Regions from separate parts of the Homo sapiens genome. Here region 2 is linked to region 1. A link is an interaction called in ENCODE POLR2A ChIA-PET data of the cell type or tissue named here. Cell type or tissue: OCI-LY7. All regions are shown on one strand. Each heading gives the region's core, and the rest is flanking DNA. Links, peaks and the distances in the headings are about the cores only. Region 1 overlaps RNF34 (ring finger protein 34). Region 2 overlaps PITPNM2 (phosphatidylinositol transfer protein membrane associated 2).

Region 1 (2,904 bases), core at 168-2,667:
GCCCGGCGCGGTGGCTCACGCCTGTAATCCTAGCACTTTGGGAGGCTGAAGTGGGCGGATTGCTTGAGCTCAGGAGTTCGAGACCAGCGTGGGCAACGTGGTGAAACGCCATCTCTACTGAAATACAAAAAATTAGTCAGGCGTGGTGGCAAGTGCCTGTAGTCCCAGCCACTGGGGAGGTTGAGGCACAAGAATCACTTGAAATGGGAGGCGGAGGCTGCAGTGAGCTGAGATCACGCCACTGCACTCCAGCCTGGGCGACACAGCAAGAGTCTGTCTCAAACAACAACAACAACAACAACTTACACATTCCATAATAAGAAATCAAATTCTAAAACCTGCCTGGACTGCCTCAGACACCTAGATATCCTCATGTCATTCTGGTATCCAATGCCAGTTCTCCTCTTTTCTTCAAAGACAGTGCACCAAGATTTTAGGGAGCCAGTAACAGTACCTTTTTTCCACATCCAATTTGGAGCTAATTAAGAAATAAGACAGGCCGGGCACGGTGGCTCATGTAATCCCAGCACTTTGGGAGGCCGAGGCAGGCAGATCACAAGGTCAGGAGATCGAGACCATCCTGGCTAACATGGTGAAACCCCGTCTCTACTAAAAATACAAAAAATTAGCTGGACGTGGTAGCAGGCACTTGTAGTCCCAGCTACTCAGGAGGCTGAGGCAGGAGAATGGCGTGAACCTGGGAGGCAGAGCTTGCAGTGAGCCGAGATTGCACCACTGCACTCCAGCCTGGGCAACAGAGCAAGACTCCGTCTCAAGAAAAAAAAAAAAGAAATAAGACAGAGGCCGGACACGGTGGCTCACGCCTGTGATCCCAGCACTTTGGGAGGCCGAGGCAGGAGGATCATCTGAGGTCAGGAGTTCCAGACCAGCCTGGTCAACATGGTGAAACCCCGTCTCTACTAAAAATACAAAAATTAGCCAGGTATGGTGGTGGATGCCTGTAATCCTAGCTACTCAGAAGGGTGAGGCAGGAGAACTGCTTGAACCTGGGAGACGGAGGTTGCGGTAAGCAGAGATTGCACCACTGCACTCCAGCCTAGGTGACAGAGCAAGACCCTGTCTCAAAAAGAAAAAAAAAGCAAGAAGACAAATGGAAATTAAAATGTTTGTTTTTACTGATAGCATCAACTGGAGAACAGAACCTTAGCTCTGTAGCCAAGTCTGGATAATATACAGCTGACCAAGAGCAGCTTACCAGCTAGTTGAGTGGAGACCAGAACTCCATCTTCACTACAGGAAGACAAATGTGAGAAGGTCCCAGAAAGTACTGAGCCAAGCATGTCAGTTCCTTCACTGAAACTCCTCAATATTCAAGTCCCTCTTTTTCCTCCCATAGCAGAGACTGACAGTGTTTCTCCCATACTGTTCCCTCCCCAAAAATGAATTAGAAGCCCCCTCCCCTCTGTAGGAGCAAAGGAGAGGAAGCAAATGGGAGGGGAAAGAATACAAACCTAAATAATCTGCGTAAGAGTAGGAATGACAGTTTCCAGCCAATAAGGTTATAAGGACTCTCTCAGGTTCCTCAGTCAGAGTCAAACAATATAAGCCCATGAAACATCATTACAGTCAACAAAAGCAAGAGGAAAGGTGTTCTGTTTCTTTGCAAGAGCAGCAGCCCAGCTCTCTTTCTGGCACAGTGCCAGGATTTTCAAATGGCCTCAAGGTTCAGCTGTCTTTGCTTCTGTGTGTGTATAATCTAATATGTTTTCAGAATCCCTGTGGGGAGAAAATACTTCAAAATGCTCAATTTAAAGAATTCACAAATTTACCACAAATTTTCAACCCTAAACTTTTAATGATTCCATTAAATATATTATCAACCAGCCAGACTAGAACGAAGAATCAGAAAAGCTATGGTAGTTTCCATGAAGATTAAATGACAGGCTGGGCGCAGTAGCTCACACCTCTAATCCCAGCACTTTAGGAGGCCAGAATCACTTGAGGTCAGGAGTTCAAGACCAGCCTAGCCAAGATGGTGAAACCCGGTCTCTACTAAAAATACCAAAAAAAATTAGCTGGGTGTGGTGGTGCACAACTGTAGTCCCAGCTACACAGGAGGCTGAGGCAGGAGAATCACTTGAGGCGGAGACTGCAGTAAGCTGAGATGGTGCCACCGCACTCCAGCCTGGGCAACAAAGAGAGACTCCATCTCAAAAAAAAAAAAAAAAAAAAAAAAAGATTAAATGACAGCCAGACACAAGAGAAGTATAGGGGGAGAGTGGGAAAAGAAAGTTTATGAGTATGAAAACAGACAACTAGGCCAGGTGCCATGGCTCAAGCCTGTAATCCTAGCAGTTTGGGAGGCCAAGGCAAGTGGACTGCCTGAGCTCAGGAGTTTGGGACCAGCCTGGGCAACATTGTGAAACTCCGTCTCTACTAAATACGAAGAAAAAAAAAAAAAATTAGCCGGGCATGGCAGCTACTTGGGAAGCTGAGGCAGGAGAACTGTTTGAACCCGAGAGGCAGAGGTTGCAGTGAGCTGAGATCGTGCCACTGCACTCCAGCCTGGCGACAGAGTGAGATTCCATCTCAAAAAAAAAAAAAAGAAACAGAAAACTAAATGATCTAAGTCATTCACTTTTTATTAAACTAGGTAAATAGCAAGGTAATAATAATGCCATAGACTCTTCTCGTAAGAGTCTATCTTGCTTGCCAAAACTCTAATATGTTACTACACAGTCATTCACTTTTTATTAAACTAGGTAAATAGCAATGTAATAATAAACCCATAGACTCTTCTCATAAGCGTCTACCTTGCTTGCCATAACTCTAAGTTAAATATATTATTTACACAGTTATTTTAAGGATGAACCTAGAAGTTTTAAATTCAAAAATAATTGTCTCAGATGCTACATGAATCTACAAGGACCAAGGAGCGATACT
Region 2 (2,904 bases), core at 200-2,699, 1.7 Mb before region 1:
GGGTTTTGAGCCCATCCTCAATCCAGTATGATTTCATCTAGAAATCCTTCACTAATCATATCCACAAATACCCTATTTCCAAATAAGGTCACATTCTGAGGCTCTAGTTAGATGTGAATTTGGGGAGGGGGCTGCACTATTCAACCCCTTGCACCCAGCAGGCAGAATGTCACCAGATAAAGGGCAAACCTACTGCACTGGCCGGGGAGTGTGGCCTGGCAGCGGGTCCCAGGAAACACACCCAGGGCTTTTAGCAGCCTCAGGCCCTGTCATCAGCAAGGGCGACTTTGCCTCCACGAGTAGAATCAGAGAGCCCAGAGCAGCCGAGGGGGTCCAGTAGGCAGCCACTGTGGAGAGGGTGTACTAGTCAGACACGTATTTTAAGGTGTCCTGGAGGAGAAAGGCTGCATGTGGCTCCAAAAAGTCAATCAAGACCCCAGGTTGAGTCCCAGTGGGGCAAACTGTTCAGTATAGGAACTTTCTCTAATAGCAGTACCTTGTAGCCCATCCCAGGGGGTGGTTAAGCCCCTCTCACAGGATGGGCATTGCAGAGAGGAGTCTGTCTGTCTCCCAGCTCTCAGTCTGTGCTTGTCTCAGAGGTTCATGCCCCCACCCCCAACAGCTGTGGGGTGAGGTCACGGACTCACTCCACAAAGGCAGTGGAGATGATGGTGGCATACATAGCCAGACCCCTGCTCTTGCTCCTGGCTGGCTCATGAGTTTGTGGGTTGTGGGGAGTACCCACAATGCTCAGTCTTCAGGGCATCTACAGTGACGGCCCCTCACCCTCTGCCCCTGCCTGCACCAGCCCACTCCGTGTGTTTCCCAGCTTGGTCTTCTCTACCCCTCGTCAGGCCCTCCCCTTGCTCGATCTTGACACTTGGCCTCCTTCCTGGCCAGGCTGTCTGCCTGCATCCAGCCCTGGCTCCCTGAGCTCCTCTCGGATACATCACTGGGCACATGGTGGAGTGGCCATTTCAACACATGGCACCTGCAAGAGCTTTCATCTCCTTCCCCTGGCCCATCGCAGATGAGACACACTGACACCTCAGCTGTGAAGGTGACATTTGTCTACACACACGCACACAAACGCATACAGGGCTGGATACAACAAGGGACAAGGCTTAGGCCTGCTGCAGACCTTGGGTGAGTCTCTGCCCCACGTCTCCAGCAGTTAATGAAAGACAATCTTGCTCTGGGAAGCACTTCCTGCATCTGACTTCTAGAAGTCTCTGCTGTCCAGGATGACAGAGGGTGCCCCTGAATGCAGGAAGTGCTGAGTGTTGCCAGTACCAGTGCCCCTGTGGCTGCCTGACCACCATCCATTCCTTCCCATCCTCCTGCTGTGAGAGAACCAACAGACCACCTTGGGGATGATGTCCCCTAAGGCTCCCAGGCCAGCCCAGGGTGCCTGTTGGGGAGCTGCCTCCTCATCCTCACACCCACAGGCTTTACATACAATTAATCATTTAAAATGAACAGCCCTTCTGAGCTTGCTGGCCTCCTGCAAGTCTCACACCAACTTGCCAAAATCCTTTCCCTTTTCTGGGCCCCTTGCTTTTACCTGTCAAAAAGACATAATCTGCTGGGACAAGGTGTGTCAGCTGCTCCCACAGAGCCTGGTGCCTTGGAAATGCCCCATAAATGGTTGTTCCTGTCTTGCATCCTCCTGCCTCTCCTGCCAGCCCCGTTGGTTCCCCATTGACTCCGTCTCCAGTGTCTGCTGTGCACCTGCTCTGGGCAGAGCCCTGTGCGCTGTCCCTGGCACCAGGTGGCTCTCATGCTGCCCCTGCAAAGCAGCAGCTAGAGATGAGCTGAGTCCTGCTGCCTGCCCCATGACAGTGACTGGAGGGCTATGGGGGAACCCTGGATGCCATCGGGGACCTCTTCACCCTTTCTTCTGGTTTTTTGGATGCTCTCGGAAAGCCTTCTGGGTGGCCCCTTGAGCTTGACCTCACAGACCGATGAGGCAGCTGCTCCAGGCTCAGCACTGCAGTTGCACAAGGATGGACAGGGCCTTGTGCAGCCGTCCAGGGGCCTCCAGCGGCTGTGGGTGGCAAGTGCCTGCAGAATGGGGGCTGTAGCTCAGCTGTCCCAATGGGAGACTCTGAGCAAGGCTCTGAAGGGTGAGCAGGGCATGGCAGGCCCAGGCTGAGGACATCTCAGGTGCCCAGTGCCTCACTGTCACCTCATTTAATCCCACTCAACCCTCCAAGGTGGGTGGTGGTCCACAAATGGGTACACTGAGGCCTGGAGCAGGTAAAGGACTTGCTCAAAGACAAGGCTTGAATGTGAACGTGGTCTGGCCCCAGAGCTAGTCACTCCCTGTGTCCTGCTGCATCTGATTCATTGTGTTGTTTGTTTCCCACTAGCTTTTTTTTGCAGGGTGAGGGTGATGTGCTTACCCCCACAACCTTCCCTGATTTTCTCCTGTTCCTGCTGTTGTATTTGGGGCTGTTCAGTGCCTCCTCACTTCCCACCCTGTTGACACAGGGGTGTTGCTGGGCTCGTTTTGTTTTTGACCCAGTCAGCCTGGCAGGGAAGTGGCGGGCTGTGCGCAGAGCTTCCCGAAATAGCCCCAGGCTCCCCGCCAAAGATAGAGGAGCCAGACTGTGCGCGATGGGCTTGGGCCAGTTGAAAGATGTCTTGGTTCCCTACTCCCCTCAGCTCCCCTGCCCTGTGCCACCCCCAGCCCAGGTCTTGATGCTCCTGCACATACCTGTGCCCCGTGGTGGCTGAGAGCCTCCTGTGGGCTGCAGGCCTTGGGGTGCTGGTTGGGATCGGTTTGGTGTCACCCTGGGCCCAGAATGAGGAGTTCTCATCCCTTCCCTGCTACTGACTTGCCCGATGACCTTGACCAAGTCCCTGTCGCTCTCTTGGTTTCCATTTTCCAATTTGGAGTGG

What was found. ChIA-PET counts read pairs that join two places held together with the same protein. Peaks named below come from ENCODE experiments on the same cell type or tissue, not always from the same donor. Only the 100,000 strongest peaks of a DNase experiment are listed, where the experiment ranks them.
Region 2: POLR2A ChIA-PET joins it to region 1 with 5 read pairs; 1 of 35 experiments calls an interaction of 5 or more read pairs at or near these places.

Annotation. Positions count from the first base shown.
Region 1 is chr12:121,403,682-121,406,585 of GRCh38, reverse strand. All of the region lies in intron 1 of RNF34 (ring finger protein 34), which reads right to left. Among named protein-coding and RNA genes, the nearest start is that of RNF34, 5.0 kb to the right of the region's middle. In OCI-LY7, for the core only: no CTCF peak of the experiment used is centred there; a DNase peak (open chromatin) is centred at 1,655.
Region 2 is chr12:123,064,227-123,067,130 of GRCh38, reverse strand. All of the region lies in intron 2 of PITPNM2 (phosphatidylinositol transfer protein membrane associated 2), which reads left to right. Among named protein-coding and RNA genes, the nearest start is that of PITPNM2-AS1, 16 kb to the left of the region's middle. RefSeq lists enhancers at 788-1,289, 1,448-2,310. In OCI-LY7, for the core only: no CTCF peak of the experiment used is centred there; a DNase peak (open chromatin) is centred at 1,240.